2 separate regions of the Homo sapiens genome follow, and region 2 is linked to region 1. A link is an interaction called in ENCODE POLR2A ChIA-PET data of the cell type or tissue named here. Cell type or tissue: OCI-LY7. All regions are shown on one strand. Links, peaks and the distances in the headings refer to the core of each region. The heading gives the core; the rest is flanking DNA. Region 1 overlaps LOC105373836 (a long non-coding RNA gene). Region 2 overlaps CASP10 (caspase 10).

Evidence for each region. Peaks named below come from ENCODE experiments on the same cell type or tissue, not always from the same donor. Only the 100,000 strongest peaks of a DNase experiment are listed, where the experiment ranks them.
Region 2: POLR2A ChIA-PET joins it to region 1 with 7 read pairs; 13 of 35 experiments call an interaction of 5 or more read pairs at or near these places.

The regions. Positions count from the first base shown.
Region 1 is chr2:201,099,919-201,106,503 of GRCh38, forward strand. It overlaps LOC105373836 (a long non-coding RNA gene), which reads right to left. Exons shown (of 3, transcript XR_923785.3): 3 at 5,586-5,885. It also overlaps the pseudogene RPL17P10. Among named protein-coding and RNA genes, the nearest start is that of CFLAR, 13 kb to the right of the region's middle. In OCI-LY7, for the core only: no CTCF peak of the experiment used is centred there; no DNase peak of the experiment used is centred there.
Region 2 is chr2:201,201,290-201,207,874 of GRCh38, forward strand. It overlaps CASP10 (caspase 10), which reads left to right. Exons shown (of 10, transcript NM_032977.4): 6 at 2,441-2,477; 7 at 4,593-4,684. Among named protein-coding and RNA genes, the nearest start is that of CASP10, 21 kb to the left of the region's middle. In OCI-LY7, for the core only: no CTCF peak of the experiment used is centred there; a DNase peak (open chromatin) is centred at 3,562.

The DNA.
Region 1 (6,585 bases), core at 1,575-5,574:
ATAAGAGAGCCTGCAGCGAACCAATGTGTTACGCAGCTACTCTCGTAAATGATTACTTGGCCTCTCATAGACTTCTCAGCAGAAGATGGACCTTTATATCCTGGTGGAAAGACTAATTTAATATTTCTGAGCATTTATTTCTAATGCTATAATATTTCTAAACATTACATCATTATTTTCCGCCTTCCACTATCCTTTAAGGGCAATTAATTATTCTTGCTAAGGGGAATAAATGGCATAACAAAATTATAATTCCAAAAAGTGACAAAATCTAAAACAACAAAGTGGTTTTGCATATGCAGTCTTGGTTGAGATTGTAGTGGGTTGATTGGCCACATGATCAGAAATTTATTTCTGGAAAATTTTCACAGAAAAATGGGTAGGAATGGTGGTGGGGTCCATGTGGTATATGTCCTGAGGTCTGGGGCAGAGGACATTTACCAAATAATGTCTAAAGAGAGTGCTAAGACCCAAAGCTAGAAAATCCTGTCCAAATGGGTTATGGAAGTAAGATGGTGCAAGGACAAGAGCATAGATTCTAATTCAAGGGGATCATCAAGCCAGGCAGGCAAAGAAGAGAAATGGAACAACTCTGGACAGTAACTGGCAGGCCATCTGGATGAAAGCTGGTTACAGCTGCTATTGTCTAGGACTGAATCCCTTGTGTTAGGGCTGGTCTGATTCATTTAAAAAGTCTTAGCCAGGCATGGTGGCTCACACCTGTGATCTCAGGACTTTGGGAGGCCGAGGCCGGAGGACTGCATGAGCCCTGGAGTCCAAGACCAGCCTGGGCAACATAGGGAGACCTTGTCTCTACAAAAAAAGTAAAAATTAGCCAGGTATGATGGCATGTGCCTTTAGTACTAGCTACTTAGGAAGCTGAGGTAGGAGGACTGCTTGAGTCTAGGAGATCGAGGCTACAGTGAGCCATGTTTGCACCACTACACTTGAGCCTGGGCAACAGAACAAGACCCCATCTCAAAAAAGAAAAAAATAAAAAGTCTGGAATGGAGCAGACACTAAACTTCATATCCTGGCAAAATTCCAGAGATACTGTGTCTTTAGCTTAGTCCTTTCCTGTCCAAAGGGCAAGTTATGGGACAGATTGATAGATCATTCATATCCAAGGAATAGCACTGATTTTAAGCAATTTGATTATCATGTTTGTTGGTGCAATTTTATTCATGTTTCTTGTACCTGGGGTTCATCGAACTTCTTTTTTTATAATTTCAATAAGTTTTTGGGGAACAAGTGGTGTTTGGTTCCATGAATAAGTTCTTTAGTGATGATTTCTGAGATTTTGGTGCACCTATCACCTGACCAGTGCACACTGTACCAAATATGTAGTCTTTTATCCCTCACCTCCCTCTCACTCTTTTCCCCAAGTCCCCAAAGTCCATTGTATCATTCTTATGCCTTTGTGTCCTCATAGCTTAGCTCCCGCTTTTTTTTTTTTTTTTTTTGAGACAAAGTCTCATTTGCTCTGTCACCCAGGCTGGAGTGCGGTGGTGCGATCTTGGCTCACTGCAACCCCCTCTCCCAAGTTCAAGTGATTCTCCTCCCTCAGCCTCCTGAGTAGCTGGGATTACAGGTGAGCACCACAAGCCCAGCTAATTTTTGTATTTTTAGTAGAGATGAGGTTTCACCATGTTGGCCAGACTGGTCTCAAACACCTGGCCTCAAGTGATCCGCCTACCTTAACCTCCCAAAGTGCTGAGATTACAGGCATAAGCCACTGCACCCGGTCGCTTAGCTCCCACTTGCAAGTGAGAACATAATGACATTTGGTTTTCTATTCCTGTGTTACTTCACTTAGAATAATGGTCTCCAAATGCAAACTTTTTTTTTTTCTTTTTTCTGAGACGGATGCTCTGTCGCCCAGGCTGGAGTGCAGTGGCATGATCTAGGCTCACTGCAACCCCTGCCTCCTGAGTTCAAGCGATTCTCCTGCCTCAGCTTCCCGAGTAGCTGGGATTACAGGCGCACACCACCATGTCCAGCTAATTTTTGTATTTTAGTAGAGACGGAGTTTCACCAAGTTGGCCAGGCTGGTCGCGAACTCCTGACCTCAAATGATCCACCCGCCTCGGCCTCCCAAAGTGCTGGGATTGTAGGCATGAGCCACCACACCTGGCCACAAACTTTTATTAGCATTTATTTTATTCTGAATTTATTCCCATGCCACAAGTTTTTGTTTTTGTTTCTTCAGTTACTTTTGAGATATCTTTTTCTTCAATTCAACTTCCTCTTCTGGTTAAAGAATAATTTGTTCTGGCCGGGTGCGGCGGCTCATGCCTGTAATCCCAACACTTTGGAAGGCCGAGGCGGGCGGATCACTTGAGGCCAGGAATTCGAGACCAGCCTGGGCAACATGCTGAAAGCTGGTCTCTACTAAAAATACAAAAATTAGCCGGGCATGGTGGCACTGGCCTGTAATCCCAGCTACTCGGAAGGCTGAGGAAGGAGAATTGCTTGAACCTGGGAGTCAGAGGTTGCAATGAGCCGAGATGGCGCCATTGCACTCCAGCCTGGGTGACAGAGCAAGACTCTGTCTCAAAAAAAAAAAAAAAAAAAAAGAATTTGTTCTTTTCAGTAAGGATCATCTCGATGTGGCAGGCAGAGGTCACGTATGGGTTAATCTGACCATGAGCTCTGTAAGTCCAGCAGTGCATCTTGGGTGCTTTGTTCACCTGGATAGGCTCAATGATCAGAGAATCTATATCCAAAACCTTAAATTCAGCATTACTCTGCATTTTTAAGCATGTGCAGCAAAAATTCAGTACTCTTTTTGGGCCAGCAACCCTGTATCTAGCCCCACTGTCTGGCCTGGGCACACCTACCAACTCCACCATTGTAGCGTGGTTTCTACACAGTACTTTTATAAAGTGACATCTTTCAGAATACTTGGTGGCTTCTCGTGTATGCCTACCCTTGATGGCCCAGATAATTTCACCCGTATTCTTAAAGAAAACAAAGATTTGAACCTTTTGATTTGCATGATTTTGTGAAGTTTTCTAGGACAAATGAATAGTGAACCATTTTCACAGATCACCTCAGGCTGCTTAGAGGAAGCGAGCTCATTAAGCTTCTTTGATCAAAGGGTTTGTTTTTATCTAATTTGGAATTTTTCAGCCATTATTTCTTTAAATATTTTTTCTTTTTCTTTTTCTTTTTTTTTTTTTGAGACAGAGTCTTGCTGTGTTGCCCAGGCTGGATTGTAGTGGCGCAGTCTGGGCTCACTGCAACCTCTCCCTCCCGGGTTCAAGCGATTCTCCTGCCTTAGCCTCCCGAGTAGCTGGGAATACAGGCACCCGCCACCACATTCGGCTAATTTTTGTTATTTTTTTAGTAGACAGTGTTTTGCCATGTTGGTCAGGCTGGTCTCAAACTCCTGACCTTAGGTGATCCACCCGCCTTGGCCTCTCCCAAAGTGCTGGGATTACAGGCATGAATGAGCCACAGCGCCCGACCTCTTCAAGTATTTTTTCTATCTCCCATCCTCTCCTTCAGGGAATTTAATTACACATATATTAGCCTCCCTGATACTGTGTTATGGTTTCCCTGATACTCTTTATTTTTCTCTTTCAGTAATTTTTCTGTTTTTCATTTTTCTATTATTATTATCTTTTGAGATGGAATCTCGCTCTGTCGCACTCAGGCTGGAGTGCAATGTCACAATCTTGGCTCACTGCAACCTCCACCTCTCAGGTTCAAGTGATTCTCCTGCCAGCCTCCCGAGTAGCTGGGTTTACAGGCGCCCACCACCACGCTAGGCTAATTTTTGTATTTTTAGTAGAGATGGGGTTTTGCCATGTTGGCCAGGCTGGTCTCAAACTCCTGACCTCAAGTGATCTGCCCACCTCAGCTTCTCAAAGTGCTGGGGTTACAGGCATGAGCCACCATGCAAGGCCTCTGTATTTCATTTTAGATAATTTATATTGTGTGTCTTCATGTTCACTAATCTTTTCTTCAGTATCTAATCTGCTTTTAACCTCATGCAATGTATTCTTCACCTCAGACATTGTAGTTTGCATCTAGAAGTTTTTTTGTGTGTGTTTTTTGGTGGTTGTTTGTTTTGTAGAGATGAATGTCTTGCTATGTTGCCCAGGCTGGTCTTGAACTCCTGGCCTCAAGTGATTCCTGTCTTAGCCTCCCAAAGTGCTGGGGTTATGGGCATGAGCCACCACATCTGGCCCATCTAGAGCTTTTTTTCTTTTTTAGAGACAGTGTCTCGCTCTGTCACCCAGGCTGGAGTGGTGCAACGGCACAATCATAGCTTACTGTAGCCTTGAATTCTTGGCCTCAAGGAGTCCTTCTGTTTCAACCTCTTGAATAGCTGAGAGTGTGTGCCACCGTGCCCAGTTAATTTTTTTATTTTGTAAAGATGAGATATCTGTTTATTGCCTGGGTTGATCTCAAACTCCTGGCCTCAAGCGATGCTCCCACCTTGGCCTCTCAAAGTGCTGGGATTACAGGTGTGAGCCACTGCATCTGGCCCCATCTATAGTTTTAATACGAGTCTTTATATCTTCCATGTCTCAACTTAACATGCTCAGTCTTTCCTCTATCTTATTGAAATATGGCTATAGAATCTGTTTTAGTATCCCTATCTACTAATTATTTTGCTTGTTTGTTTTACCTCACCTCAAAAGCCAAGGCAAATATACTAATTCTATTACCTATGGCATTTCTGGGTGTAATTCTATTGATTGATTGATTGTTATTGTCCTCATATGAGTGATCTTTTCCTGGTTCTTTGCTCTTTTGTATTTTTTTTTAAGATATGGAGTCTTGCTACTTGCCCAGGCTAGAATGCAGGTAGACATTTTGTCTACATGGTTTTTCAGTTGTTTCAGGCAGGAGGATACACCAGTCCCTGTTACTCCAGCTTGCCAGAGCAGAACATGTAAATTCAACAGAACCACAGATGGTTGTGTATACTGCATTTAGGCTTTTCCACATTCTTAGATTTACATGGCCTTACCATTTGCAAAGAATAAAGCAGGCAGGGTGCAGTGGCTCACACCTGTAATCCCAGCACTTTGGGAGGCTAAGGCAGGAGGACTGCTTGAGCCCAGGAGTTCAAGACCAGCCTGGGCAACATAGTGAGACCCTGTCTCTACAAATAATAAAAAATTAGCTGGGAATGGTGGCATGTGCATGTAGCCCCAGCTACTGAGGATTCCTTGAGCCTGGGAGGTCTAGGTGGCAGTGAGCCATGATCATGCTACTACACTCTAGCCTGAGCAACAGTGGGAGCCCCTGTCTCAAAAAACAAACAAACAAACAAAATAGATTAATCAAGGGGATAAAAATAAAAAGTAAAAAAAATTCATATGCAGTCACACAGGAGGTGCAAAGCACCTCCCTGATAAATGTCTTCCAAGTGGAATGTATCTTTGTTTTTATCAAACATCAGGGAATGTATTTTTCTCTGGATATGGTGTTTTTGACTAATATTTGCACAGAAATTGTTCATATTTCTGCCCCCCCAAAAAAACCTCAAGATAAGATTTTTAAGGAAAATTATGTGCATGAAAAGTCTTACATTGTATCCCAAATACAATTGGGGGAATACAGAATCATGTGTAGATATTTTTCCAACTTTTTATTTTCAAACCTGAAAACCAGGCCGGGTGTGGTGGCTCACGCCTATAATCCCAGAACTTTGGGAAGCCTAGGTGAGTAGATCACATGAGGCCAGGAGTTCGAGACCAGCCTGGCCAACATGGCAAAATCTTGTCTTTACTAAAAATACAAAAATTAGCTGGGCATGGTAGCACACACCTGTAGTCCCAGCTACTCGGAAGGCTGAGGCATGAGAATTGCTTGAACCCGGGAGATGGAGGTTGCAGTCAGCTGAGATCGTGCCAATGCATTGCAACCTGGGTGACAGAGAGAGACTTTGTCTCAAACAAAACAAAACCTGAAAACCAGAAAATTTAAAGAATACACATATACCCTTTACCTACAGACACCAATTGTTAACATTTAGCCACATTTACTTTATCTCTCTCTCTAGACACACACATACACACACACTTTGCTGAATCATTGACAGTAATGTGCAGACATCATGATACTTTACCCCTAGATTCTTCAGTGTGTGTTTTCTATGAACAAAGACATTCTCCTACATGATCACAATATCACTATCATACCTGCAATAGACTGAATGTTTCCCCCTGAAACTCATATGTTGAAACCTAATCCCCAGTGTGATGGCATTTGGAGGTGAGGCCTTTGGGAGATGAAAAGGTCATGAGGGTGGAACCCTCATGAATGGGATTAGTGCCCTTATAAAAGAGATCATAGAGAGCTCCCTTGCCCCTTCTACCATATGAGGGCACAGTGAGAAGATGACCACATCTATAAGCCAGAAGGCAGGCCCTCACCAGACTCTGAATCTGCCAGTGATCTTGGATTTCCCAGCTCCAGAAGTGTTAGAAATAAATTTCTGTTGTTTATAAGCTACCTAGTCTATGGTATTTTATCATATCAGCCCAAATGAATTAAGACAATACCCATGAAATTTAACATACACAATAGTGTCTAATGTACAGGCTATACCAAAATTTCCATTTC
Region 2 (6,585 bases), core at 1,137-5,136, 100 kb after region 1:
AAAGTGCTGGGATTACAGGCATGAGCTATTGTGCATGGCCATCCCAGAAGCTCTTTAAAATGTGGTTTTCCAGCACTGACATTTTAGGATTCCCTAATTCTAAGTTAAATTGTCTGCTAAATGTAACTCTTCCCACCCACTTTTTCAACTTGTTTTGTGCTCAGATACTGACATGCATGTAGAAACACACACACACACACACACACGATTCTGCTCGTTGTCTTTGAGAAATTCAGTGGTTTCTAAAGGGGCATGGCTCAGCTGTGGCCTCTGAAGCGCTGTGGTTCCGCTGACGTGGGATGATAACTTGGCCACGGCACATGCAGTAGGGGGATAGTCGTGGCAGTACTAGAAGTGCAAAGGGGACTGGGGCACAGCATCTCACGTGTTTTCACAGACTTTTAAGGTTGGAAGGTGTCTTAAAAGTTATCTGGGCAGCCCTTTCCCTCTCCATCAAATGATGAATAAAATAAAACTTGGTGAAACATCTCATGTTTCTTAAGCACCTGAGGATTTTTTTTTTAAATTTAAAAGAACACTGCCAATAATTGGGCTCAATGAGAAGGAACTCTCATCGAATTTTAAGCAACATCTCCTAATATGTTTAAAAATTAAATTTATTTTTTTCTCAGCCCCCTGCAACTTCAGCCTCCCAGGTTCAAGTGATTTTCCTGCCTCAGCCTCCTGAGTAGCTGGGATTACAGGCACGTGCCACCGCACCCAGCAAATTTTTTGTATTTTTAGTAGAGATGGGGTTTCGCCATGTTGGCCAGGCTGGTCTCGAACTCCTGACCTCAGGTGATCCACCTGCTTCAGCTCCCAAAGTGCTGGGATTACAGGCGTGAGCCACCGTACCCGGCCAAATCGATTTTTTTGAGTGTGGCATAAGGTTTTCTTAAGGAGAGGCATGTCTCTCTATGGAGGAGACCTAACACCTGCTTCTTTATAAGGCCTTATTGGACCCCTCTTGAAAACTATCAAAAGAAGTTGAAAGATGATTCAGTGTGGCCAGGCTGTGGGACATTCACTCATTCATTCATTCATTCCTCTCTGACATAGAGACTTGAGAGGTGTCAACAGAGGATGCAACATTCTCGGGAGAAGAAAGGCAGATTAGACCTTAAAGCTTTTTTCTAGTCCCTGTTCTGGCTGACTTTATCAGCCAAGGGAAGAACAAATCAAGGAAAGCCAGGGCCTGGAGGGGCTGGGCAGAGCCTGCTGCTGTGTCTGCATTGCCCCTAATCCCAGAAGACTCACTCAACTGCTGGACAAAACCAGAAGGCAGTCTGGCCAGGCCCTTGTCTGCCTCTTAGAAGAAATCTAGGATTCTACAGGAAGGGAACAGTGGCTTATGAAAAGAAAGGCAGGAAGCCTTTTGGAAAGTGAAGCTAAGCCTCCTTTGCATTTGTTCCTGCAGAGCTGGGGGAACAGCTCTTCCCCAACACCTTGGTCAGGTCCCCTTGGGGGCTTTCTGCTGAAGGCTGACGGCTGAGAGTCATAGGGGGAAGGGGGTGATGGTGAATGGGGAGGAGGGTACAGAAAAGACAGGGTCTTAGACTTTGTTTTAATTTTGTATTTAATTATATAAAACATTAATGTATGCCCAAGGTAGTGCATCCTTGCCTCTCCTCCCCACCTCGATTGCCATTTTTATTTGTTTTTTGATTTATCTTATTACTTTTGAAAAAAATCCAACGTATATCTTCCCTTTATTACAAAAGAGGTAGTGCACTCAAATACCATTTCATTTTGCTTTCTCCATATGACAGCATCCCCTGGAGAAGGGTATAGAGGCTGTCCTTGGCATCTTACTCCACTATGTGGACATACCACAGCTTTTTCAATCACTTCCTATTGGTGGACATTAGGCTATTTCCAGTCCTTAGTGTAAATAATGCTGCAATGAGTAAGTACCCTTGAGCATATGTCACACTGTATTTTTGCCAGTGCGTCTTTGTGAACCTTCTCCTTTGGATGGAGAGAGTTGGTTCTCTTCCCATTTCCTGCCAATGAACTTTCTTTTTTTTTTTTTTTTGAGACAGAGTCTTGCTCTGTCACCCAGGCTGGAGTGCAGTTGCGCAATCTCGGCCCACTGCAACCTCTGCCTCCCAGGTTCAAGTGATTCTCCTGCCTCAGCCTCCTGAGTAGCTGGGATTACTGGCATGCGCTACCACACCCGGCTAATTTTTTTATTTTTAGTAGAGGTGGGGTTTCACCATGTTAGTCAGGCTGGTCTCGAACTCCTGACCTCAGGTGATCCACCTGCCTTGGCCTCCCAAAGTGCTGGGATTACAGGCATGAGCCACCGCAACCGGCCCAATGACCTTTTCTGTGGCTGTGGATTAGATATCTGTCCTTCCCTGCATCAAGTCTAGTTTTTGTTCCTCATCCTAACTGTGTGAAATTCCTATGTTTCATGCCCTCCTTTCTTTTTTCTCAGCAGGAGTCCTGGCAAAATAAGCATGCAGGTAGTAATGGTAGGTATTTCTAATGTACTTTTTACAACTTAGATCGGTATGGTAGGGATAGACATATTTGATATATACCAAGGAATTCAAGGTGACTTGGAAGAGAAGCTTTATAAATAATGAATAATTCATTTTTTATTCCAATTCAAGGCAAGACATTGAATGCATGGATTGTACTAGGCTTTTCTATGGCAGTATGGAGAGGGCTGGGTGGTTTCTGCTCTGAATGCCTAGTATAGCAGATTCTAGGGACTGCAGGCGGCTGTTCTTCCTCCACCCTTCAGAATTAGGCCACCCTCTGTGCAGCAGAAACAGCCCCCGCAGGGCTGAAGCCTTCAGGCCAGTAGTGACAGCAGAATGTGCAGTCTGGGTGCGTGTCCTCTATGGAGTGGTTCCAGATGTTGCTTCAGAGGGAGAGAAGAAGCAAGAGGAGGGACTTGAGGATGGTGTGTTTAGTTCCCTGAATCCCTGCCCAGAAACCATAACCTTAGGAAAATATTCCAGAATCTGCCATCAGGTTAAACTGCTTATGAACAAACAGGCTTTGGCGAAGTCTTTCTGTGGTATGTAAAGTTTGTCACAGACCATTCCTCATTTTTTTTTCTGGAAAATTATCCTTCAGAGTCCAAGACACACAGCTTTGCTAGCAATTTGTCTTTTTGCCTAACACGGAGGTTGTGTGCTATGATGTTGGTGACATTGACCAGGTCACCATTATTAAGCACTTGTCACATACTAGGCACTGTTCAGAGAGATTTCAGGGATTATATCATTTATTCCTCCATTCACTGGAGGTAGGTAATACTGTTATTCTCACTAATGATGAGGAAACTGAGACCCATGAAATCTAGTGCTTTGCACTGCAGCTAAAAGGCACCGCAGCTAAAAAGAAGTGAAGCTGGGATTTGAACCCAGCTGTCTGATTCCAGAGCTTACTCTCCTAAGGCCAGGCTATCCCAGTGTCTATTTATGTGAGCTCAGGTGACTGCTTCACCCCTCTGAAGAATAAAGCAGTTTCTTTCAGCTTTACAATTCTGCGGTTCCAACATTTAGACGTGACTTCCCGTGGAGCATTACCTTCTCTCATGGTGAGGAGGAATTTATAGGTGCTCTGAGCCACTGAAGCGTGGATCCCTTTTGCTGTATTTTCTGGTCTGGGGAATATGGACTTGCTCAGCCTGAGGACTGACCCTTAGCAGTAGTTAATAACTAACTCATGCCCCAGAGACAAGGACAGAGTTTGGTGGGTTCTACTACAAACTTCCTGTGAGTGGAAAAAGAAAACTGTTTGATGTTACATTTTCCTGTTAGTGCCATGTGACAAATAATGCATTGCTGACTTTCTCTCTGTGATAGAGTCTTTTCCAGAGGAATCAGGGAGTTGGCAGGAACACTTCAAAGCAGTGTGATCCTCAGTCGATGCCCAACTGGAACTTTCTTTTTCCCCTCTTTTTTCTTTTCTTTTCTTTTCTTTTTTTTTTTTTTGAGACAGGGCCTCACTCTGTTGCCTAGGCTGGAGTGCAGTGGTGTAATCACAGCTCACTGCAGCCTTGACCCCTCGGACTCAGGTGATCCTCCCACCTCAACGTCCCAGGAAGCTGGGACTACAGGCAATGTGTCACCATGCCCAGCTAATTTTTTGTATTTTTTTTTTCTAGAGATGGGGTCTCACTAAGTTGTCCAGGCTGGTCTTGAACTCCTGGGCTCAAGCGATCAGCCCGTCTTGGCCTCCCAAAGTGCTGGGATTACAGGCATGAGCCACCACGCCCAGCCTCCCTCTTTTTCCTTCTCTAGGGAAGAGGTCCACCTAGCCTCTTTATATCCAGTGACATAAATGCTGACTCAATCCAACCATACTTGAGCTGGAAGCCTTGAGCTGATCCATGGGATCTTAATTAATTCCCCACCCAATCCCTGCCAGCAGCATAGTTTCCAACCCAGACAAAGCAAAAAAGAATGCGAAGACACATCAGTCTCTCCCATCAGGAAGGGCATGGTGGCTGAATTTGTCTCAGGAGGGCCTTGAGAGAAGCATAATTCTCCAGAATTAGATGCGAAAATTATCAGTGAAGAAATCTAAGTGCTTGGGGAAGATATTTGGAGTCTGAGTACCTCTCTTTCTAGGTAACAGAGCCACAAATGGTGCACCAAGCCTGGTCTCCAGGGGGATGCAAGGAGCATCTGCTAACACTCTAAACTCTGAAACCAGCACAAAGGTCTGGATGGTTTCTTTTATTCCTTTTTTAATAAAAAAATTTTTTTTCCAAATTTAATCAAAAGGACGGTTTCTTTAGGGGCTCTCTCCCTAGGGTCCAGCCTTCGATGATTTTAAGGGCTCCGAGCTGTTTGTTTCAGACTTGTTTCTCCCTCTCTCTGTAATTATCTCTGTTCTTCCCACCTTTTTCTGTATCAATCAGAAGTGACTGATCCCTTTGACTGTGGAGGAAATGCTGTTACACTTTGAGTCATGCATACCCTTTGGGTTATTTCTGGAGAGGGGTAGTTTCTTTTCTTATCCATTGAAGCCACTTGTTTTCTGCTTGGATAAAGATGTACCACGATTTCAAGGATGATTTTAGCTGCCCAGAGGCTCTGCTAAAGCCAGCTCAGCTAATTTGCAATCACATGCTGTTTACAATAGCCTTAAAAAATAATTGCACATGTTTTTAAATTCCTACTGTGAATATATATATATATTGAATTTTAAAAATTGAATATACAGCCATCTTTATATACATATGAATATATATCAGCCATCTTTATATATATATGAATATATATGTGTATATATATACTTTATTTATAAGTATACTTTATATATATATACTTATATATTAAGTGTATATATATATATACACACACTCATATATATATTCACATATATATAAAGATGGCGGTCTCACTGTGTTGCCCAGGCTTGTCCTGAACTCTCAGGCTCAAGGAATTCTCCTGCCTCAGCCACCCAAGTACCACCATGCCAGCTTGTATATTATTTTTATATTCAGAAATAAAATTACAAAAGATTTCCCTTTTTTGAAGGCATTAGATCACTCCAGAAATGAACCATCTGAAAAAAATCTTTGATATTTATGTTGTCTCATGAAATCCTTGTGTATGCTTTCTTCATTCATGTTGCTAATATGAAAGTGAAGATGCTTTTGCATAAACCCTGGGTTTGACAATATTAAAATATATATTCCATTTTCTTAACTGTCATGATTGAGCTTCTCCAGCCAAACCAGGTGAAGTCTGAATTTTAATCAGGATCTGGCATTTCACCTTGGAATTAATTAGCTAATTCCACACTAGGGCCAGGATCTTGAGAACTCTCTGCCTCTGATACTGGGAGTGGCATCCTGAAAGAAAGGAACTGTCTAATCTTTAGTGCAAATGAGATTTATCCTTTGTCCTGGGCTCTAGGACTTAAAAAAGAATCTTTGAAATTTTATTCAGATCACAATTGTGCAGTAAAAGTGAGTTGCAGAGTAGTCAGAATCCCCAGTTTTTCAATATGTGACTTCAGAAATAATGTGGCATAAATACCCCAAGGGGTTTAGACTAGAGTATAAAAACATGGTTTTGGACAGGCATGGTGGCTCATGCCTGTAATCCTAGCACTTTGGGAGGCTGAGGTGGGCGAATCACTTGAGGTCAGGAGTTCAAGACCAGCCTGGCCAACATGGTGAAACTCTACCTCAACCAAAAATACAAAAATTATCGGCTGGGCGCGGTGGCTCATGCCTGTAATCCCAGCACTTTGGGAGGACGAGGTGGGCGGATCACAAGGTCAAGAGATCAAGACCATCCTGGCCAACATAGTGAAACCCCGTCTCTACTAAAAATACAAAAATTACCTGGGCATGGTGGCGGGCGCCTGTAGTCCCAGCTACTCGGGAGGCTGAGGCAGAAGACTCGCTTGAACCCAGGAGGTGGAGGTTGCAGTGAGCTGAGATCACGCCATTGCACTCCAGCCTGGGTGACAGAGCGAGATGCTGTCTCAAAAAAAAAAAAAAATTATCTGGGGGTGTTGGTGGGCACCTGAGGCAGGTGGATCCCTTGAATCCGGGAGGCAGAGGTTGCAGTGAGCCGAGATCGCGTCACTCACTCCAGCCTGGGC